Linked DNA regions of Mus musculus: all the other regions are linked to region 1. The links are chromatin loops, found by intact Hi-C in ENCODE. Cell type or tissue: heart. All regions are shown on one strand. Each heading gives the region's core, and the rest is flanking DNA. Links, peaks and the distances in the headings are about the cores only.

The links. Hi-C counts contacts between places; a loop is a spot of excess contacts. Peaks named below come from ENCODE experiments on the same cell type or tissue, not always from the same donor. Only the 100,000 strongest peaks of a DNase experiment are listed, where the experiment ranks them.
Region 2: it touches region 1 in a loop (4-fold over the local background); 12 of 42 quality-filtered maps call a loop at or near these places.
Region 3: it touches region 1 in a loop (7-fold over the local background); 20 of 42 quality-filtered maps call a loop at or near these places.

Annotation. Positions count from the first base shown.
Region 1 is chr4:43,857,606-43,865,492 of GRCm38, reverse strand. No RefSeq gene overlaps it. Among named protein-coding and RNA genes, the nearest start is that of Olfr155, 7.3 kb to the right of the region's middle. In heart, for the core only: a CTCF peak has its summit at 4,150 (motif pointing right); no DNase peak of the experiment used is centred there; H3K27ac peaks cover 480 bases.
Region 2 is chr4:43,626,400-43,634,286 of GRCm38, reverse strand. It overlaps Npr2 (natriuretic peptide receptor 2), which reads right to left and starts at 2,352. Exons shown (of 22, transcript NM_173788.4): 1 at 1,436-2,352; 2 at 557-762. The coding sequence starts at 2,102. In heart, for the core only: a CTCF peak has its summit at 3,929 (motif pointing left); DNase peaks (open chromatin) are centred at 2,086, 2,746 and 3,866; H3K4me3 peaks cover 2,456 bases; H3K27ac peaks cover 1,619 bases; H3K27me3 peaks cover 146 bases.
Region 3 is chr4:43,741,335-43,749,221 of GRCm38, reverse strand. No RefSeq gene overlaps it. Among named protein-coding and RNA genes, the nearest start is that of A630077J23Rik, 6.6 kb to the left of the region's middle. In heart, for the core only: CTCF peaks have their summits at 3,866 (motif pointing left) and 5,928 (motif pointing right); no DNase peak of the experiment used is centred there; H3K27ac peaks cover 315 bases.

The sequences.
Region 1 (7,887 bases), core at 1,163-6,162:
TAAGAAGTGATTCATCTTTATGCTATTAATTTTTATCTGTCATATGTATATTAAATCATTACATTTCGAATTCATTTCTGGGTTCAATAGCACTGATTTTACAAAAAAATTTTTTTTTCTTGTTCTGCTTTCTTTTTTTCCCTGACAGCATCTTTCATAGCTCAGACTCCTCTCCAACTCAGTATGAAGCTAAGGATGACCTTGAACTCCTGACCCCTCCTGCCTCCACATCCTCAGTACTGGAATTACAGGCAGGCTTGAGCCTCCAAATCCAGCTGTGATTTTAGAAAATGTTTAAACACAAGTTGTTTTTAATTAGTCCAGTAATCGCTACTTTGTAAATCAGTTCAAGCTGGTGGAAAGAATCTCACACAGTTAACCTTCTAAAGAAGTGAAGTATTCCCCCATTCCTCTCTGCTTAACTTGTGCAGTTCAGTAGTCCCAGGAGAGAGTTAAAAGCACCGAACACCTAGGACTGGGTTGTTGCTAGACAGTAGAATGCCTGCCTAGTGTGCTTGTGAGATCCTCGTTCTGTTCCCAGCACCACAAAAACAAACAAATGAATAAACAAACACCAGGGAAATGTTTATCAGGCCAGACTTCTCTTTCCTTCCACAAATCATGGAATTAAAAAATTTGACAGATAGAGCCTAGAATCTGAATGGTTAGGAACTTCTCTGGGGGTCCTGAGAGATATCTCAGTGGTTAAGAGGCGTTCCTCTTTGTGCCAGTTGCTTTTGATGTCAACTTGACAAAAGCTAGAGTCATCAGGGAGGAAGGAGCCTCATCTGGGGAAACGCTTCCTTAAGACTGGGCTGTAGGCAAACCTGTAGGGCATTTTCTTATATGTGATCGATGCCGGAGAGCCCAGCCTATTGTGGGGGGTGCCACTTGGAGGCTGGTGGTCCTGGGTGTTATCTCTCCAGCCCCTAAAGTAAGAAAACAGGCTGAGCAAGCTGGTAAGCAGCAGTCCTCCATGGCCTCTGAACCAGCTCCTGCCTCCAGGTTCCTGCCCTGCTTGAGTTCCTGTCCTGACTCCCCTCAATGACCAACCGGTGTATGGAAGCATAAACCAAATAGGCCTCCCCCTCCAACTTGCTTTCGGCCATGGAGCTTCATCCCAGCAATAGAAACCCTAACCAAGACAGCATCCAAGGAGCGTGTGTTTTTTGCAACGGTGGCCATGCACTTCTTTCTCTGCTGTATTTATGTCTTATCTTGTTCTTGGCTGTGTTTTATATCTATCTATTTGCCTTTGGCCGCATTTTAGAAGTACTTGAGATAAGAATGAGGGCAGTCAGAATAGCTTTAATGGGATCAACTAAGAGGAAGATTGTATAGGGGCTGAGATGCTGCTGGGTTGGTGGAGGGCTGCCCCTAGCATGCATGAAGTCCGGGTCTTAATCCCTAGCACTGCATAGACTGGGCCCAGTGGTACAACCCTGCAATCTCAACGTTTAGGAGGAGGCAGCAGGTAGATCAGACTTTCAAGGGACATCCCTGGCTACATAATGAATTTGAGTATAGCTTGTGATCATGAGGACACCCCCCCACACACACAATACCAATTAGATAAGAAATTAGAATTAATAAGTGAGTTGTTTATTTTATTTGAAAACCAATTTTTGATGTATAATTTGCAGGAAAAAAGTTCTGGAGCTGATGAGGTGCTCAGAGATTAGGAGCTCTGCTGCTCTTTCAGAGGATCTAGGTTCAGTTCTCAGCACCTACATGGTGGCTCACAACTGTCTGTAACTCCGTTTCCAGGGCATCTGACCCCTGAATCTTCTGGTCTCTGAGGGCAGTAAGGCACACATGTGGTGTGCAGACATACATGCAAGCAAAACACTCATGCATGCTTTATCTTTAAAAAAATTTTTTTTAGATTTATTGATTTCACGTGTGAATGTTTTGCTTTCATATAGGTATGTGAACATACACATGCCTGGCATCTGCAGAGGCCAGCAGAGGGCACTGAATCCCCTGGAACTGGAGTTACAGACTCTTGTGATAGACACTGGGTATCTAACCCTGGCCTTCTGCAGGAGCAACATGTACAGTTAACCACGGAGGCATTTCTACAGCCTCTAGACACGTTTTGCTTTGTTTTTGTTTGTTTGTTTTGTTTGTTTGTTTTTATCAAGACAGGGTTTCTCTGTATAGCCCGGGCTGTCATGGATCTCACTCTGTAGACCAGGGTGGCCTTGAACTCAGAAATCTACCTGCCTCTGCTTCCCAAGTGCTGGGATTAAAGGCTCGCACCACTACTGCCCGGCCACATTTTTTTTTTTTTAAAGTAAAAGTAAGCAGACTGTTTTAAGATGCAAATCTATGGGCCTTAAGAAATTAGTGTACAAAACCAAGATCAGAAGAGCCCCTGCTCCTCCACAAGGAGTCCTGTGTTCACATAGTCAGTTGGCCGTGGCTTCAGACAACAGTTGTGTTTTTGGCTGCTGCCTCTTAGTGTTGACTACTCCAGGATTCCAGTCATACGCTGGGCTTCTTTCTCTTAGTACACTATTTTTGAGAGAATCTCATTTTACAGCCTGTTTTGATAGTTTTGTCGGTTGTTTTGATAATTTTTCAGTTGTTTTGCTAGGTGTCGTTCCACTGCATGAACATTCAACTTACAAAAATTAGTGTGTGCCTGTGCGCGCGCATGTGTGTATGTTTGTGTGTGCATGTGTGTATGTGCATATATTTGTGTATGTGTGCATATGTGTATATATATGAATGTGGTGTATGTGTGGGTATATACATATATATGTGTGTGTGTATGTCATGGGAAATTCATACAAAAGCATGAAGACCACAAAAACTTGTAGGTTTTCCTTCTCGCTCATGTTGGTTCCAGGGATTGAATTCAGGTTGTCACGCTCTGCAGCAAGCGCCTTACCCCAACTAGTTTTTTGAGAAGGAATCTAACACTAGTCCAGGCTGGTTTCCAACTCATGATTCTCCCATCGTAGCTCAGCCACCCAGATGCTAGCCTTACAGAGTGCACAGCCATGCCCACCCTCTTCGGACATACCTACAGGTTATTTGGTTATTTTCAGCTCTGCCTGTTGTAACTAAGACTCTCTGGGCCTTTGTTCATGAGTACATGGAAGGACTTGCATGGTCATTTCTACCGAGTGAGCACTCATGTCTCAAAGTGCACTTGGAGTATTTTAATTTATGGAAGTGGCTGGGTGGTGACACTCGGAGGCCAATGCTATTGAAAGATAATTTTATGACTTAATTTTCCAAGAGGCGAACACCACACTACACACTGTCATTGGGGAGGAGCAAGGGAGCACTGAGGCTGGGTCAGGAGTCAGAAGCAGGAGTAGGGGAAATCACAAGGCTATATTATTAGGGCTTTTGTGGTCCATACAATGCAAAGTGGAACAAGCTAACGACTCAGGACTGACTCATGGACTAACATTTGGGAAGTGGCGTTGGGAAGCTCAGTAGTTCAAGGTCAACCTCAGCTACACAGCAAGTTTGAAGGCAGCCTAGGTCCATATGAGAGCCTGTCTTGAAAAATCCACAAACAAAACAAAACAAATACAAACAACATTAACAATAAAACCCCCTTTCCCTTCCAGAAAGCCTGTGGTGTAGTGTTAGTGTCTTAATACACCTAAGAGAAAAACAAAGGCTTTGTTTGAGGCAGAATTTCCTCACCCTCATGACTGAGCAGGGGAGCTACTGGACATCGTGATTTGAGAAACATAAACCAGTCTGGTCAGAGCATTATTATCTGGCAGTGTTGACATCAACTCCCCGTGTTGTAGTCGTGGTGAGTGCAGAGAAATAACAGCCACCTGGGCACTTAATAAATACAGAACATCTTTCCGAAATGTAAGAAAGGGACCCCAGGAGGCTGCGAACACAGTAAAGTCTGCATCTAGATATTTCAAGGCTTTGGGGCTCGACACTTGGTAAGGAACGTCCACTGTCCACCTAGGAGTGTCATTCCTGCCTCTCCACTCTGAGCGCTGCGGGAAGAGCATGGCGGGAACAGACTGGACGCTTACTAGAGATGTAGCATCTCACCCACTTTCGCTTCACTGAGACCAACTCTGCCTTTTCACGAGGTCCTCAGCATTTGAGGTGCTGCTAAAAACTTGCAGAATTCACGACCAGCAACTCTCAGAATGTCCACCAGATGGCAGGTTTGCAGCAGTCAAGCCGTAGCTGAAGCCGCCAGCCACCCATGGCACCTTATAATAGTCTGGGGATTGGTGTAAGAAGGTGTGAACTTGCCCTTGAACTTCTGGGAAACGCATGGGGGAGAGAGTGAAGAGGAAACCCTAATCAAAGAGTGGCAGGTGGCCCTCGCCAATTCTTCTCACCTGGTTGTTCTCCATAGTCTTCCCATGCATCATGTAGTGGGAGGAGTGGACACACATTCTTACAAAGAAACTGAAGAGAGGAGACTCAGCCAAGTGTCCAGCAGTAACAAAAGCCTTTAGCCAGACCTGGAGGGCAGGCGTCTGGCTGCAGGCCTGGCTGAAAGTGTCCGCACAGGGGCAGGCAGCCTGCCTGCCTTTCAGCTCCCAACCCACTCCATTTGGAACGGGTCCTACTCAGGGCCTGACTGAGCCTCTAAGGGAAGTGAGCATCAGCCTTAACCAGGAACACACAGGGCTGGCTCTGGTTGCTAAGGAATACTGTGAGCTCCCTGATAGCCTCTGAGCCTGTGGCCAGCATGGGCTGAGGCTCCCTGACTGCAACTTCCCCTCAGTTGGCTTTGTTTTCCTCTTTCAGCTCTAAAAACAGTCACTTGAACAAGTTCTGTGTGTGTCTGTTTCTGTGTCTCTTCTCTCACTCTCTCTCTTTCTGGTGTCCTGATTAAGAGCACATTTGGGTTTTATAGAGCTCTATAGAGGATGTTGGAGTCTGAACAATATATGCTCAGACTTCAAGAACTTAAGAACGTTTTGGGGGAAGGAAGCAACAGTTACATTTCTCATCCCATTGTTAGCCATTAGCAGGGATGCTAATTAGAATCATCAACGTGCAAACCTTACTACAGTTCCTTAGACTAGAAAGAGAAGGACCACACAGTGCAGCGAGGCTGAGGAGATTGCCAAGGAACACAAAATCAGCACTTCCTGCTTTATTCACTATGGTGATGTGTTAAAGAAAAGGTGGTGTGAATATGTATACACACCCTGCAGAACATTGAAGCCCTGTCATTTGGGACAAAGTGGTTGAACTCAGAGGGCAGACGAGCTGTAAGTCTCGGGCCTGCAGGGAAGTTAGCTGTGTGCTCAGGTGCCGTACGATGGAGAGGAAAGCCATCTTGCTGGTCCCTGAGCACACACGGCCGTGCGCAAATCTCCAGACCTAAGTCTTGGATACCCAAAAAAGGTACGCCTGTGATGCCCAGCAGCTGCATCCCAGGAGCCTGCTGTGCCCAAGTGTCTGGCTCTCTGCCGGCTCTCCAGGGGCTGTGCAGGATGGTGAGTGTTGGTGGCCCAAAACAAACACACCAGACCGGGAGTCTTGTCAAAGCAGGAACTAGTTTTATTGTATCAGTCTTTTGTTTATACAGGGTTGAGGAAGGAGGTGGGGATTTTTGGTGAGGTAAGATGATGTAAGGGGTAGGGAAGGGTGACAGTGTGGGATGACTGACAGGGCCAATAAAGTTATTCTACACCATTGGTAGCTTGGCAAAGGCAGGCTTAAGCAGGTCTTGCTGAGTCACTCCAGTATGGAAGTGAGCAAGGTAGGTCTCTAAACTCGAGCAGAGGCTCAGGTTTCCTCACTAGGCCTCAGAATCTGGCCGAATAAGGCCCAACACCTGAGATGGTAGCAGAGTTTCCATTCTTGTAGAATGCTGACAGTTCCCCTTGGGAGGCAGAGGCAGGGATCTCTGAGTACAAGGCCAGTGTGGTGGTTTGTATATGCTTGGCCCAGGGAGTGGCACTATTAAGAGGTGCGCATGTTGGAGTAGGTGTGTCACTGTGGATGGGGCTTTAAGACCCTCATCCTAGCTGCCTGGAAGTCAGTCTTCCACTAGAAGATTTCAGATGAAGATGTAGAACTCTCAGCTCCTTCTGCACCATGCTTACCTGGATACTGCCATGTTCCTGCCTTGATGATAACGGACTGAACCTCTGACTCTGTAAGCCAGCACCAATTAAATGTTGTCTTTATAAGACTTGCCTTGGTCATGGTGTCTGTTCACAGCAGTAAAACCCTAATTAAGACAGACAGCCTGGTCCACAGAGCAAGTCTTGAAAGAGAGAGAGAGAGAGAGAGACAGAGAGAGAGAGAGAGAGAACTCACAGTGGAGTGATATTTCTTCTGAGTAGTTCTCCAAGGGAAACAAAACAAACAAACAAACAAACAAACAAACAAACAAACAGGAGTAAAAAAAGTCAAAGCACCAGAGGGTTTAAAGGCATATTTAGGCTCCCACCAGTATCCAAAAGAAAAGGTCAGAAGAGAAGAAAAGAGGAATATTCTTGCTTGAGTCAGGACTCAGAGCAGGCAGACCCAGCCAGTCGTGCTCCTAGGGTCTGCACTAGGAGGTGGTGTGAACTTAGGAGAAGAAAGTCCACTACAGAGGTGAGCCTGCCTTCCTAGAACACACCCCTGGCTGGATTTACTCTTAAGGGAGGAGGCGAATGCATGTCTCCACCCAGAGGTGAACTCCATTCTTTACTATAACACACTTAACAAATACAATTTCCACAACTCAGTTAAGCCAGGAAAAAGGAGCTATTTTCAAGACTTTGTCTTAACACAGCAAGTCAGATTCTCTGGAGCTTGCAAAAGAGGTGGGAATGAGACAGAGCAAAAAACTGCAGATTCACCAGCAAAGAGCCCCAGACTTCCCACTTCCCTCAACCTCTCTTCTGAATTATGACCACTTTCCTCGCCTTGGTAGAGGCTCTGGCCCACCTCTCTGTGGTGGGCTGGTTAGGACTCTGCTAGTTCAAAAAACACTAAAAGCAGGGTCCTCATCTTACAGATTACCCCGTGCATGCTGGGCACAGTGGTACATGCCTTGGGAGGCAGAAACAGATGGATCTCTGTAAGTCCAAGGCCAGCCTGGTCTACACAGAGAGTTCTAAGACAGCCAGGGCTATTTAGGGGAACCCTGACTCAAAAAAATTTTTTCCCTGAGCTTTAATGTGGCTCACTCCTGGAATCCTAACACTTGGGAAACTGAGGCAGGAGGACGGTGCCTGCTTGGACTATGCAGTGAGATCCAGGTCAGGAAGGAAGCTCTGGTAGATTCCCTGTCCAAAGACAACGACAATTTCCATACAGCTTAGCTTTCTCTTTCCTGTCTCCCCCTGGAAAGTCCACACAAAACCCTCATCTATTTTAGTGTCTCATGAACTGACCAGAACCTCTGCTACGGTCTGGATTGGGCACAGCAGACTCCTGGGGTCTGGCATACATTTCGAGTGTCCACGGCATAGGCCTGGGGGTTTGCTGACAGGCATGAATGCTCAGGGACAGCAAACGGTCTCAGTGGGTGAAGGTGCTTGCCACGAAAGCCTAACCCTGGAGCCCTGAGTTGGATCTGCAGAACCCACTTTAAAATGCAAGGAGAGAACCAATTCCACGAAGATGTTCTCAGACCACTTCAGGTTTGTCATGGCATGTGCGTGCACACCCAATAATAACAATAACTTGTAAAAATGAAGAAGAAGTTTGTGCTTAGATATAATTGCTGCCTCCTGGATATGACATAGACTACATGTGATAAACCCATGGGGTGAGGAATTGTGCAGGCATCAGGTCATGGATGCCTTAGGGACTGTTGGAAGTTGGCTTTTGCATAGTCCCATTTCCCCAGCCCTGGATCCACACCAAGTGTCTCTATTTCTATAATGAAATACTTGAGGCTGAGAGCTTTATAAAGAGGTTCGCTGAGCT
Region 2 (7,887 bases), core at 1,987-6,986, 230 kb after region 1:
ACATGGACCAAGCTTTCTTACCAGGCCAACCATGCAAACTGTCTGTCCCCTGAACAGTCTTCTGGATCCCTGTTTCACCACTCTGTGGGTCTGGCGTGTGCCATGAAAATTACAACAGATTCATTTCCTTTACAAAAGCCTATATCCACCATTCCTCTCCAGAACCGCTGTCTCTTGGGACCTGTTTCATGCACAAAACTGTCTCCTTTCCTCACACACTATATTATAGTTTCACCTTGCCTCTCCAATAAGGATGACAGCCCTTCCCAGGACAAGGCTCAGGTCTTTCCCTTCCTGCCTTCCAGCTCACTGCTGGCACTTAGGAAAGCATCCTAAGATCTCTGGTAGCGGCCAAGGTCAGTCTTGGCAAGCACACTAGGTAACAGTCACAAATCTCAGGAAGGAAGAGTGAGACCAGACACAGAACATTTCTGACCATTTCCCTTCCATAGCACACCACACCTGCCCTATTCCAGAGCCTTCAGGAGGGTCTTGGGAGAAACAGATCCTCCAACCAAGTGAGTCTTCCCATCTTTAGTTTGGGTTCCAAAGGTACCTGAAAGGCCTCTCTGAGGGCCTGGGCCTGTTCCTGGGTTCGATTGTCCTGCCATGGCCGGCCTGTTGCACGGGTGGGGCCTGCTCGGAGACTCTCCCCAAAGACATCAAGGTAAAAGAAGACATAGTCCCCATTGGTCAGGTTCTCCCTCTGGGCCTGAAGCAGGATCTCATGCAGCATTTCCAGGGGGCCGCAGATATACACAACTGGGAGTGCACAGGACAGAAGGGCACCCTGAGACAGCATCCAGGTCCCCCCTCCTCTCTGAGTCATCCCATTACAAGAGAGTGCCCTACCCATCGACCACCCAACAGATGTTCCCATCCCTCCCCTTAGAGCTCATGTCGCAAGTGCCCTGGGGCCACATGGACCATCTGGTCCAAGTCAGAGCCCAACTCCAGACCCCAGAGACTGGCGTGATGACCCAAGCCCCTCCTTCCCCCAAAGCTGTGTTTGCTAGACTTCACAGCCCCCACGTCCCCTCCTGCCTACCTCTCCCTAGGCTCACAAGCACTTGTGCTCACAATTTTTGTGTGAGCCTTACCTGCTTTCCCAATCAAACCTGAACCCATAGAGTCATCTCTATGCTACCAAGAGGCTTTGTGTTCCAATCTAAGGGGTCTCTGCTCACAGACAGGTGCACATTTCAGATCAGACATCACCCACATCCACTACTCAAACCCCAGCCCCAGGCTCAGCCTTGCTGACCTCTGACTGATGCCAGGTTCTCTCAGGAGCTCTGTCCTCAAAAGTTCCTCCATCCCAACCATCACATAGAACTCTCCCCTTCCTATCTCTGCCTATTTCTCTGTGTTGCACTGCTCCAGGGACATAGCGGCCCACCTCCCCTGTTTCTAAAACAGCCCGGGCCACACTTACTGCGCCCGTTGGCTCTGATGAAGTGGGTGGCTTGCTCAGGGCCACCTGGCTCTCGGGCATACACCTGGTGCTGCACACTGAGGTTGCTGCCCTGCAGGGCCTCAAAGACGCCCTCGATGGTGAAGTAGTGGGGCCGGTCATCTGTGCGAGCATCCAGATACAGCAAAGCAGCCCGAGCTGTCCAATTGAAGTGCCCGTGCAATGTCACTACAAACTCACCCAGCTTGGGCGCAGAGGGGCCAGTGCGAACCAGGGTACGATAATGCTCATTCTTAGCTGCAAAGCCAGAGGCCACTGCCCCCGCAGTCAGGAGGGGAAGGCGCCAGTGTGAGGCAAAGCGAGCCACAGAGGCAGCGGGGTACACACAACCGGGGCCCAACAGAAGGTCGGGGTCATGGTACAGCTTGAGGTCCACAGCGCGCAGTGGTGCCAGGTACTCAGAGCAGGCGCCGTCTAGTTCGGAGCTGACAAACCGCAGGTCCACGGGCAGTGCCCGGCCCAGTGCCTCCACAGCCAGTGCCACAGCAGGACCCACCCGTGGCCAGGCCCAGGCATAGCTCAGGTTGTGTTCTGGCAGCACCACCGCCAGCGTCAGGTTCCGTGCCCCCGGAGGACGCACCCCACCTGCCAGGGCTGCCACCACCAGCAGCAGGGATGGCAGTGCCATGGGGATAGAGCAGCTGACCCACGGTCCCCCGAACCAGGGGCCGCTCTGGCCTACTGGGCAGGCACAAGCGCCACCCAGCCTGGAGCCTGGGGAAGAGGGCCAGGAAGAGAAGTGGGGGCAAGCTTAGTCGGCCCGGATACAGAAAGTGCTGGGGACCACGCAAGAAGAGGATGGGGGGAAACCTGGGTCGGGAAGGAGTGGGCTACCAGCCCACAGCCAGGTCCAGGGACTAAGGATAGGGTGGCAGAAGGAAGAAGAGACCAAGGGGGCCTGCGACCGGGATGAGGACAGTGAGAGGTGAAGTAGCCTGACAATTCCAAGCCGAGAAGGGAGGAATCTGAGCCTGGGATGGGGTAGGGACTTGGGGGAGGCTGGCACAAAGAAACGGCCCGGGGACACCTCACAGCTGATCGGGCCGGGAGAGCAAAGAGCTGCGAGAAGCCAGAGCCCCGGGCTGAGGTGGGAGGGCGCCCGCCGCGGAAGGACTGGGACATGGGCAGGCAGGGAGCGAAGCGAGGCCTGGGCCAGAGGGGAGGGAAAGGCAGGGGTGACTCTCCCAGTGACGGCTTCTCCCGAAGCTCCTGCCTGGACTAACGGGCCCGGGCGCTGGTCCCATCCGGAGCTGCGGCGGCCCCGCCCGTGTCCCCCGCTCCTCTCCGCTCCGCTTCTCCCGGGCCCGGCGGCCTGCGCTGCCCGCCGCTGCCTCCCGCCCCCCGCCTGGGCCCCCGCGCGCGCCGCTCGCTCGTCCAGGTCAGGTCGCCTCGGCCCGGCGCGTCTCCGCTCGCTGCGCCCGCGGCGGCGGCCGAGTGTGACTTCCCCGGCAGGCCGCCCGACCCCGCCCCTCCCCCTCCCCTCCCCGCCCGGCCCCACCCTCCGGCTGCTGCTGCCACCCCCACCCCTGCCTGGCGCCCAGGGACCTCCCAGTCCCCAAACCACCCGGTGAGCGCCCCAGGGGCTCAGCACCCCGGGCCTCTAGGCCAGCGAGGTTCATGGGCGTCCCCATACTGTAAGGGCCTTCCTCTGCTTCCCCCAAGCCCCTTGTGCACAGGACTGCTCCCATCTCACTCATGCCTGCCTTCTTCCCTTGACACCCCACTTTTCTTAGAGTCCATTCACTCAATCAGATTTCCGCAGATGCTCCAGTCTCCAGGAAACTGTCAGAAATCCCCAATCACTGGGTATCCATTTATTCCTGGGTAGGGAAAACTCTACCCATCTCCTCAACGCCAGAGTGCTTTTCCTCAGGCAGGAGGAAGTCAGACCCTCATGGCACCAAAGGACTCCATTCTTCTCGGATCTTTATGGAGTCCACGAGTCCTCCTCTTCCTGGGGACTCAACTCTCCACTCTGTTTCTGTCTCCACGGTCGTTCTGCTCTTATGCCTATTGGATCCATCAGCCATCTGTTCCCAGGGCCTTGTCCTTTTGTCTTCCTGAGCCACACTTGGTGGGAGCTTATGGACTGACTAAGCCTAACAGGCCTCAGCAATTAAAGTTCATTGTACCCCCACCTAGGGATCCACCTCACTCCTAAAATTCCAGGCTAGAAAGTTCATCCAGGTACCCCTTATCTGGAGTGCTGACCCCATCTGGAAGAACAGCTTGTGAGAGATGACATCATTGCAAAGGGAACAGCTATGGCACCTTGGGGAGTTCTCAAATTATCAAAAAGGACATGCACATAAACACATTCTCCTCCATGCCGACAGCCAGTTTCTCTCCCACTTGAAGCCACTTCTCCAGAAATCACAGTGCCAAGAAGCCAAAGGCTCCCCAGCAGAGACTGAGAGCTTGCAGGCTGAGGACAATCTTTCTCTGAGATGAAGGCGACCCCTAGTGGCTTGAGGAGAAATTAAGGACCGAGTCTTTTTATTCAGAGCCATGAGTTCTGGCTGCTGTAGGCTGGAACACGAAAGAAGCTAATTGTTTCAGCTCTTGCCTTAGAGGGGCACACAGCTAAAAACCCTGGTCCCTGGAGTGAACACAGAGGTCATAAGAAAGCCACATTGACAAGTGGCCCTGCTGGATGCTCTATCCAAATAGAAGCTTATGGGTACCCCTCCCCCCTTTAAAGAACACCGAGGGAAATGAATTCTTGCTCCAGGCTGTCAATCCTGTTGGTGAAAAGGAATTATGCTCTGTCTGGGCAATAAAAGGAAGAGCAGTCACAAAGGGGATGGACAATATGAAAAAGACACGACTCTCAGGCCTGTCATCTTGGGACTGGGAGACTGAGGTAGAACGACCGTGAATTTGAGTAGCCTGGGCTACATAGTGAGTTCAGAGACTGCCTGAGCTAAATAGCAAATGTCTCAAAAAAAATGGTTCCTCTCTTATTTATAAATATTTACTTATTTATGTATATTATATATTATTCTATTTATTTATATTTACTTATTTATGTATATTATTTTATTTATTTATTTATTCGTTTGTTTATAGTTACTTGTTTAGAAACAGGTACTGGGGGCATGGCTCATGCTGCTCTCCCACTCCCAGTGCTCCTCGCCTCAGTCTCCAGGATGCGGCAGGCACTCACCACATGCTGTTCTCCAGCTCCACACCAGTCAACCAAATCACTGTTCTCGCGAGAAGAGCAGAGCAGGGCAAAAATAACATAACATTGCCAACTCACAGAGCGCAGAGGTAGAATGGTTCCAGTCCACCTGCCCAGAAATAATCGAAATCGAAAGCAGCCGCCAAGAGACAGGTCACACAGTCGCGATCCCCACCCCCCAGCCCCCACCCCCGACCCTCTAATCCGAAATGGCTTTTCAGTGGTGGAACAGAAACTGGAAACCGGGTTCCCTGATTCCTAAGGTGAGGAGCCTCTTGGTAGAAATTCTGCTGATTCATGGACTCACAGTGTCTCGGCCACCAAGGCCCAGCCAAGTCTTTCAGGGACGCCTGTGGATTCCAGTGAGAGACAGGCACCACAGTTACCCGGGAAGCACAGGTGCAGCTGTGTCCATTATTCTCGGTGTTTAGAACTAGGCGTTATCTTAAGGATTAAACTTTCAAGCACCATCCAGTGTGCTTTCTTCCTTCCAATTAGCGGTGTGTCTAGACAGAAGAGGCCAGTCAGCAAAATTAAATGATATTTATTTATTTATTTATTTATTTATCGTGTACACATGTGGTTTGTTTTCCACAGGTATGTGCAATGTATGTATGTGTACAAAAAAAAAAAAAAAAAAACCAAAACCAAAACCAAAAAACAGTCCACACCCAGTGTTTTCCTCTACCATTCTTCACCTTATTATTTTTGAGATAGACTCTCTGACTAAATATGGTGCTCACCAATTCGGCCACACTAGCTGACAAGCAATCCAAAGTGATCCTGCTTCCACCTTCTCAGTGCGAGGATTAGAGGCACACACTGCACACTATAACCAGCTTTTGCCTGGGTTCTTGAATTGAAACTCGGGTACAGCAAGTTCTTATGAACTGAGCCGTCTCCCAGGCCCAGCTTAACAAGGTTTTTAATATCCGGTGAAAGGTTTTTTCTGTAATTTTGAAAGGAAGGTTAAACATATCATGACTGAGAGTCTCATGCTTTACTGCCTGAGCTAGCCTGGCATCGAAGGCATCTACAAGAGTGACCTTAGCCAAGACTCCTAGTAATAAGGGATATGGAACCTACATGGGCCATCTCTTGTATCCAGGCAAGACTTCCAGTGAAGGCATTGGGACTCCAACCCAGCCACAAAACCTTCTACCTGCAATTTGTCCTGTCTGCGAGGTGTGCTAGGGTAAAGGTGGCATATAACTTGTGTAAGTGGCCAACCAATGACTGGTCAAACTTGAGACCCATAACATGAGAGGGGTCCACCCCTGGCACTGCCTGGAGTGTCAGGAACCAGAAACTGGATAGCCCAGAGACCAGGGATAGAACCAAACAAGACCTACCAGTTTTAAAAAAGAAGTCAACAATACTCTGCTACAGTTGAAGACTGGAGCCTAGCATAATCATCACCAGAGAGGCTTCATCTAGATTCATCTGGAAGCAGATGCAAAGACCCACAGCAGACATTAGGCAGAGCTTGGGGAATTCCGTGGAAGAGGGAGGGGGAGGAAGGATTGTAGGAGCCAAGAGGGGTCAAAAACACCATAAGAAAATCCACAGAATCAACTAACCAGGGTTCGTAGAGGCTCACAGAGACTGAATCAGCAATCAGGGAGCCTGTATGGGTCTGCCCTGGGTCAAACACACACACACACACACACACACACACACACAAAATGGTTGTAGAGCTGTCTCTGACATTTTTGCCTGCTTTTGGGACCCTTTTCTTCCTATAAGATTGCCTCATCCAGCTGTGATATGGGGATTTGTGCCTAGGCTTATTGTAAACTGTTATGCTGTGTTTGGTTGTTATCTGAAGGGAAATAGGAGTGGGTCTGGGAAAGAGGGGAGGTTGGGAGGAAGGGAAGACTGCAGTCAGGATGGAATATGTGAGAGAAGAATACCATGAATGTTTAAAAAGAGTCATAAATGACAATTTTGGTTATCTGTATATTCAAAGTACCCAAGCTTCTGCTATTGCTGTAGACAGTAAGATCTGGGCTGTGTGTAGTAGCCATGCTACAAAGCATGCAAAACCTGGGAAATCTCAGATTCAACTGATCTAAGGGTCCCCCCCTGTTGTTGCCATGGTTTCCCACTATTCCACAGATAGTCCATCCTATCAGTTCAGAACATCAGTCTGGCTAGATGCTAGAAGTAGTTATGGGTTCCAAGCAGCCATGTTCCTAAGCAAAAATAAAAAAAAATAAAAAATAAACAAAACAAAACAAAAATCCTAACCCCAGTCACCCTCAGTCAAAGAAGCCTCAAAGCCCAGGCAGACCAAGCGAGAGTCACACTCACCCTAATCCCCGTGGTGCTTAATCTATGCTGTCAACTTTACTAGACTTGGACACCCAAGAAGTGCATGTGAGGGATTTCCAGAGAGGTTTAACTGAGGAGGGAAAACCCAGCCTAAATGTCAGATAACACCATTCAGTAAGTGGGATCCAGCATGTAGTTCCTGCTACCCTGCTATAAACTCCAGGCAGACTGAGCTACCAGCCCCACCCAGGTTCCTGGGATCCGCAGATTAAACACACACACACACACACACACACACACACACACACACACACTAGCTTACTTTTGGCATGCTTTAGCTCTTCTAAGCCTTCCTCAGCTATCACACCCTTCTTTTCACTCCCAGCTCAGCACCCTAAATCTGCCCTGAACTTTAGTCCTAGCTCAGTTACCTTTAGTCCTAGCTCAGTACCCTAGATCTGCCCTCAGCTCAGTTCATTTCTAATCGCTTGACTGCTACCCCAGGTCCAATCAGGGAAGCGGCCAATGGCCACTCCACCCTAGATCTCACACAGCTGGTGGCTCTTTCGCCCTCTGAAGCATGGTAAATCTTTTTCTCTAGTGTCTGCTAGCCTGCCTATGGGAAAACTGGACGTCCTGTCTGTTCCTCCCAGCTCATTGGCTGCTAGCATCCTTATTGATTGATCAAGGACCCACTGTAGAACAGGACCGTCAGTTTTCAAACACAGATTGCTGATCAAAGCGTCATAACCACCCTCTACACTGGACTGAATAAAAGAGCAAGCAAACTGTGACCACTACCTTGTGTGGCTGATCCATTCCTTCCCACCACAATGGACTGCACCCTTAAACTGTGGGTCAAAATTAAACCCATCCTTTCTTAAAAGTTTTTGTTGTTTGTTAGTTTGTTTGTTGAGACAGCCTCTCGCTGTGTAGCTCTGACTGTCCCAGCACA
Region 3 (7,887 bases), core at 1,987-6,986, 120 kb after region 1:
TTGTAAATACATTTCAGAATATTATTATTTTATGCTTCTGGGTGCTTTATTTTATGCATACATGATGATAACTGTGTATCATATCCACGCCTGGTGCCGACACATCACAGTCTCAAAAGCTGGAGTTACAGATGCTGTGAGACACCTGATGTGGATTCTAGAACCTTCCCGGATCCTGTACAAGAGCAGTAGATGCTCTGACCACGGAGCCACTTCTTCAGCACCATGTTTGAAGTCCCCCGCCTACCCATTTAAGGTTATACCCTCAAATACTGAAGGTATGCCCATAAAATTAAAGTTTTTTCTTTAACTTGTCTGAAAATTTATCAGAAAATAAAGTAACTTCCTCTTTATATATCTGGAACATTGTGATTTGGCTTTTTTCTTAGAGAAATCAATTCCAAGGCTGAGTGGCTAAGGGTTATTGTGGTCCTCCATAGGACCTGTAAGGTTGGTTACTTTGGGAAGTAACTTTTTGATAAACCAAATGTTAAAATGATTCTAGTTAGTTATTCTTAGTTTATATCTGTGAGCTTTTTGTCTCCTTAATGTCTGTGTACCACTTATGTGCCTGATGCTTACTCTCGGAGTCTGAAGAGGTGGGCCGAGCTTGAGTTTTAGACAGCTGCAAGCCTCCATGTGGGTTCTGAGAATCAAAGCCTGCCTGGAAAGGCAGCCATGGTCCTGGTTTCTGAGCTGTCCTCCATCCCATTAGTTGTATCATTAGCTGAAGAGTTCCACCTGGTGACCTTCTGAGACGTGAGTCTCAGACAGCGTGCCACCAGCACCTCTGGGCATACACCAAAGAAGTCACTCTGACCCCAAGTAAAACCCGGTAGTTTGCCAATATTTTCACCAGTTAGGAATTAAAGGAATTTAGTCATAGGACTTGAAAATAAATTGAAGTCTCTTTTTAGCCATATTTTGTTTTTAGTGGCGACCAAGATCTCATTCATCGCAAAGCCTTTTCCTAGGCATGAATGCCTGTGTTTGAGCCAGGAATCACAAGCGATTGACTATGACCCAGCACAGGGTGGGGTGGGATTCCTGGCACCTTTTTTTTTTTTTAAGTAAAGGAAAAAACAACTGAGCAGAAATTGTTACTTTCAAAAGCTTTTTGTGGGAATGGAGATGAAAGAGACTAGTTTTTAAAAATTCCCTTATTGCAAGAATTATAAACATGATTGTGTGATGCCAAGAAAAAAAAAAAAAAGAGTTCCAGGTCAATAGTCATGTGACTTAGATTTTACCTTTAGGGGGATTAACTAACAAGGCAGCTTTAGTTTGCTAACTTTTTAATCTAATGGGCTCTGGATTCAAATGTTTACTTTTGAATTCTAAATATTTGCTTTTGCTGAAGCTAAGCTGAATTGCCTGAGCATCGCAGCCCATACTGAAGACCAGTCTGGTTGGAGATCGACACAAAACCTACTGTGGACCTTTAAGCAAATGTATTATGAATCACTCCCTTTTAGTGGATAATTTTACCATTATATAGAATAAACTTGAAATTTTGAATTAAACGAAATCTTTTTTTAAACTAAAATTTTAAAGTTATCTTACAACGTAATGGGTTTCATTAGGCACACAAATCAAGTGACGTGAATGAATAAAAAGGCTGGCTATCTTATCTGAAAGAAACTCTGGGGCCAGAAATTCTCCGTTTGGCCTATGGAATCCCAAGCATTTAATTTAACAGGGCCTGCTGCGTCAAAGACGACCAGGCGCCTTAAGTTAACTTGATTTCCTGATAAATAATAAATCCTTAAAACACTGGGGATCCTGTGGTTTTCTGCTGCTCTAATTGAATAGAAAATATCAATGACAACAGTAGTAACAAGAGACCAAAGCTTTACCTTAGAGTGCCCCGAATCCCTGCTGAATGTTGATTTTTCCAACATTTCTCCCTTTATTTGAGAGATATTTTTATTCCCCTGAGCTCAAGCACATTGGATGGGGCAGGCAGAAGAGGGTGTCTTATCCCCTAGAGTTAAGGGGTTGCAGGTGGTTGTGAGCTGCAGGACCAGAGTGCAGGCAACTGAACTGGCTCTGGAAAAACCGCCAGGCTGAGCCATCTCTCCAGCCCCGCCCCTTACTTTGCCCGCGTCCTTGCACCTGTCTAAGGGCCCTCCATTATTTCTCATTTGTTTAAATTTTCTTTATGCTCTATTCACAAACCTTTCCTTTACAAGATCCAAATGCATTTAAGATTCGATCCTCTGACCCTTCTCAAAATAATAAGCTACTTTATGTTCCTGCTAGAGTAGCTCACAGAGCACTGAACTGAGAGTACAAATGAATCCCCCACCCCCACCCCCACCCCCACCCCCACCCCCACCCCCACCCTCGGCAAGGTCCCGGTCTGCGAATCCCTCCTCGGCAGCCCCAGCTCTTGCTTCCACAGATAAGCAAACTGCATGAGCAGACAGCGTGTCGAAGATTCATTCATATCCAGGAAGTTCTCCTATTCAGTTCAAATCCCACCTCTCTTGGTTTCGAACCAGGTCACTCTGGCACAACCAGATCTTTGCAAGCTTATAGTGGTCAGTTATGAATATAGGAAAATAAGAATGAAAACTTATGTAGAAAATTGGGCTCTCGCTTGAGAGTTGATTGTACTAAGAACTCATAATTAAATGTTTTAAGACGTGACAACACTGTTTTAGTTACACTTAAAATAATAACATCATTCTTAGAGCTATTCAAAATGTTTGTGGGTTGATAGAATTTCAGGAATTAACTTTGTAACTATGAGTGAGGTGCATGGGAGAATACACCAGATAACTGTGCTGCAAGTGGCCAAACAACAGGTTCATGTGAGTATATCAAACTCTGGGAGGTTTTAGTGCTTTTAGCGGGTTTTTTTGTTTTTTGTTTTTAGTTTTTTTCCCCCCTCTAACAAAACAAGACTTACAATCTCAGCCCTCAGGAGGCTGAGGCAGAAAAATCCCAAGTCTGCAGTCAGCCTGAGTTGCATAGTGAATTCCAGGCAACCTTGGACAATTTAGTGAGACCCTGTTCCAAAAAGCAGAAAAAAAAATAAAATAAAATCAATTTAAATATTAGGAGTTATTTAATACCTGGTGGTGGAAGCAGAGGCGGAGGCGGAGGCGGAGGCGGAGGCGGAGGCAGAGGCAGGCAGATCTCTGTGAGTTCAAGGGCACTCTGATCTACAGAGCGAGTTGCAGGACAGCCAGGGCCACACAAAGAAATCCTGTCTTGAAAACAAACAAAAGTTATTTTATATGTACAAGCACCTGGAGCATGACCGTTAAAAGAGAAAGATTTGGCACTTGCTACATCATGGATCAACCTTGAAGATGTTACATTGGATGAAATAAGCAAGTTGCAAAAGGAATGAGAGCGACCCTGCTTACAGGAGAGAAACCTAAGTGTTTAATTCAGAGACAGAAAGGAGCATGGTTGCCAAAAACTGTGAGGAGAATTACCTCTGAATCGGCTCAGAGTTTGCGTAGGATGGGCACGGTTATGGAGACGGTGGTGAAGGTTATGCGGTGTTGAAAATGTTCTGGGTACCACTGAACTCTCCACTTAAGTGGAAGGAGATGTGAGAGAAAGATGCCGCTCAGTGGGAGGTGGCCCAGCAGCTACAAAGGCCCGTGTTCAATCCCTGCTAACAGGGAGAAGCAGTTAAAATGACTAGTTGTTGTGTTGCACATGACTTACCACAGTTTGTAAAAGACGTAGGGATTACAGAGATGGTTCCGTGGTTAAAAAATACAAATAAAATAAGCCTCAAAAAAAAAAAAAAAAAAGTTTAGAGGGAAAATTTTTCCTGGTTTCTCCAAACTGCACAAGTGTGTAGCTCTCTAAATGTACACATAGTGGCCTCTAGTGGCCACTTGAGTAAACTACAGATCCTTAGAAGGTTGATTCAGAGCAGCCATGTCCTTTATTTCTCCATTATCAGTGGTTACTAGATTTCCATAATCCACCGCCACGATTAATTTTTAATGACAATTTGTATAATTTTTCCAATATGTAATGCAACAACGATACCACCTACGACATAACAGAATAAAGTGCATTCTGTGCTTGCCAAAAAGTGAGGGTCAGAAACCTGTGTCGAAAGACTCTATGTAGAGGGCTGGAGAGGTGGCTTGGTGGTGAAGAGCACCGACTGATCTTCCAAAGGATCCACGTTCAATCTCCATCACCTGCATGGCGGCTCACAACTGTGTGTAACCCTAGTTCCAGCAGATTCCATGCCCCTCCTCTGACCTCTGAGGGCATCAGGCACACACACATGCTACACAGACATACATGCCGGCAAAACATCCTTTGCAGCCCCCACACCACTCCCACATTCCTGCATCTGGATATTGCTAAGGTCTTTTACTGGTCACAGGCCATTACTAAGCTCACGATTATACCTGATACCCTACTAGTGGCCATTTAAAAATAAGAACTAGCAAAAGAAAGTGCTACAACATGCTTCTTTAAATAGCTAGAACTGAACCTGGGACCTTCGCACACTAGCCCAGTGCTCTAGCATTAAGCTTTTAACCCCGACCATCTTGGCTTTTTATTTGGGGGGGGGGGGATTCATGAAGTTGCTCCTGCTGACTCTATCTAGCTCACTCTGTAACTCCTGAAATCCTCATGCCTCTGTCTCCTGAACAGCTGGGATTACAGGCTGAGTCATAAAGGTGAGCTTCTAGCTGACCTTATCCAGAAATAATGCACTCAACAAACTGGAGTAAGTGTTCCGGGGCTGAGCAGAGGACTTGGACTTTGTAGATGGGGTTGGGGAGAGCTGATTTGGAAAGAACAGGCTTATAACCCTGGCCTTGTGGCCCGGTGGCTTCGAACTGCTTCAGCCCTAAGAATAAAGTTAACTTCGTAAGTTTATACACATAACACACACAAATCCTTTGAAAGCTATCAGGAAAAATGAGCAAACTTTTGAAAGCCACAAAACAGCCCTTCAATCAGTCATTTTGACAGGTGGCTCTGTTAAGCTTGTCAGTGGATCTGAGTTTTAACATGTGTGAACTTAGCCGGGCATGGTGGCACACTTGGGAGGCAGAGGCAGGCAGATTTCTGAGTTCGAGACCAGCCTGGTCTACAAAGTGAGTTCCAGAACAACCAGAGCTGTATACAGAGAAACCCTGTCTGGAAAAACAAATAAACAAACAAACAAAACATGTGTGAACTTTCCAATAATGATTGCTGCTGTTCATTCCCAAGAGTCTCAATAGTCACTATGGGACTACTTGGTAAAGTTATAGGTGAAGCAGAGAGAGAGGCTCGAGTCGGAAATTACTCTAAAATCTGAATAATGCGTAAGAGTAATATTGATTTCAGAGGCAAAATCTAGACGAGGGTGAGTGGACAAAAATGTTTGATCACTTAAAAAGAAAGCAAAAGCAGTGATATAGATCCACAAATCTATATCATCTGCTGTCGACCCTGGCAGCCTGAGTTCAGACCCCTGTGCCCATAGTAGAAGGGAGAGGCAACTCCTGAATGTTGTTCTCCAAACTCCACACATGCACACAGCGCATGCATACACACAGCACATGCACACATGAGCACATGTCCACACACGAATTAATCACACACACACACACACACACACACACATTGCAATTCTTTTTAAAGGAAACAAAAGCCAGGCATGATGTTGTCAGCATATAATCTCAGCACTCAAGAAGTCAAGTCAGGACGATCATGAATTCCAGGCCAGCCTGTGCTACATAGTGAATTCCAGGCCAGCACCAGCTTCAGGGTGAGCTCCTAGATTCAAAACAGACAGATAAACCAAGAATAACACCAGCAAGGACAACCTCCGGGAAGCAGGCTGCCCCTGATAGGATTGATGGCTAGTGTAAAGTTCCAGGCAAACTCTTAATACTTTATTTAGTCTGAGCTCTCTCCCTCAGTACACAGCACCCAGACCAAGACCACCAGATGGAGCAGTTGGAGCATTTGTGTTGTAAGGCTTACTTTTATTTTTAAAATGTTTTCTTTTAAATATTGTTTGTGAGATCTTTCTCCATTTTTAAGTAAATGTTTAAACCTGGCCTTTATTTTATGTAAATCCCCTCCACTGTTTTTGAGAAAGAGGCTAATAATTCCCAGGCTATCCTTGAACTTTTTTGTTTTTTTGGTTTTTTTTCCATTGTTGTTGTTATTGTTGTGTTATTTTTGAGACAGTCTCACTATGTAGCCAAGGCTGGCCTGGAACCCACAGAGATCCTCCTGCCTCTTTCTTTTGAGTGCTGAGATTAAAAGTGTGCATATAGGCTACCACCACACTTGGCCTGTTTTGTTTTTTGAGACAGGGTCTCACATAACTCTGAGCGTGAATTTCTGCTCCTCCTGCCTCCTTCCCAGGGTTTGGGATTGCCAGCTGCCACCCAAGCACCCGCCACACCCAACTCGCCCCCTCCCCCCTCCCAGCTCACAATCTGGAAACTTTCTCTGGAGCCACAGGCTTTGAACTTTTTTAAAGCAGCAGACCCTTTCCCAAAACAAAAAGCCACTGACTCGGAAATATGGGGGTGGGGGTGGGGTAGGAATTTTGCTTTTCTTTTTGTTTAGCTTTGAAACCTGTAAATTTTTTTCTTTAAGAAGAAAGACAGAAATGAGTCTCCATCTGAAAGAGATAGAAAATAGAAAATAAGCCATAATTCTGACCTCAACTTTCCACCAATTTGCAAATTGGTGCAAATATCTTGGGTGGGGTGAGGCGGCGTTTGGGAGTGTCTGCATCAGCTTCCTCCTCTACAAACTCTACAAACTGTTGCTAATACAATGAGAATCTAGGCTTGGGGGCAGGGCCAGGCGGGACGAAGAAAAATGGCAAGGGGCTTTGCACAAGTGGAAGCCCTGGAAAGCTGTCTCTTGCAAGACACCAACGTCCCTATTCCCCTCAGAGGCTTTACAGTCCTTCTGGGGAGAGACCAACCATACCAGAAGCAACCATGGTGCAGTAGAAGGCTCAGGGTGCCACAGGAAAGCAATGAACCCCTTGGGGCTTCTCTGGAGGAAAGTTTGGTCATTGGGGCAATGTCTTTGAAGAGTATATCAGAACGTTAGCCCCTTTTCTCATCTTTGTTCCCTAGCTTCCATGGAGAAAGCTGTTTCCTCTGCTACATTCTGCTGCCATCATACGACCAAAGCAAAAGGAACAAGTGACCATGGACTAAATAAACACTTCCTACTTTAAGTCACTGGTCTTGTGGATTTTGTCACAGCTGAGGAAAGCTAACTAAAGCACTTTGTAGGAATAGCCAGAATTGGTCAAAGCTGAGACTGGAGCGGGGCCTCCAGCAGCCCATCCTGGTTGCTGCCCTGGGATCAGCCGGCTGCCTGTGTCTACCTCTGCTAAGTACCAAGACTAAGAAGCAGATGAGTCTTACCTATGGGTTACATTGTAGCTGTTCTGTAAGGAGCCAGTACTGGGCTGTAAATAAAAAGACTATCTCTCATTGTGAGGGATACAGAGTGTCAGAAGGGGAATAGGGAGTATGAGAAAGGTCAAAGGTCATGGCCACAGAGCCGGGACAGTCAGCATTTAGTCTGGAAGTGCCATAAGACGTGCAGAAACGCCCATTTCCCTCTCAAAACTCGAGCCCTCTCTTGAAGTGCAGAGAGGATGTGGGGGACTCCATTTTTTACTAGGAAGATCCACCTCAACTCATATCCTAGAAAAGAACTTTGTCTATCTGTGCCCTGAGTATCCTTGCTGAGTGTAGCTCTGAGTGTCCCTTGGGCTGGGAGTCCCTTTGTAGAAACAGCAATGTTTATCTGCAATGATAATAGTCAGGTTTGCTTTTCACAACCTTGGTACTATGTTAAAAAAAAAAAAAAAAAAAGCGGGCCTGGTAGTGCACGCCTTTAATCCCAACACTCGGGAGG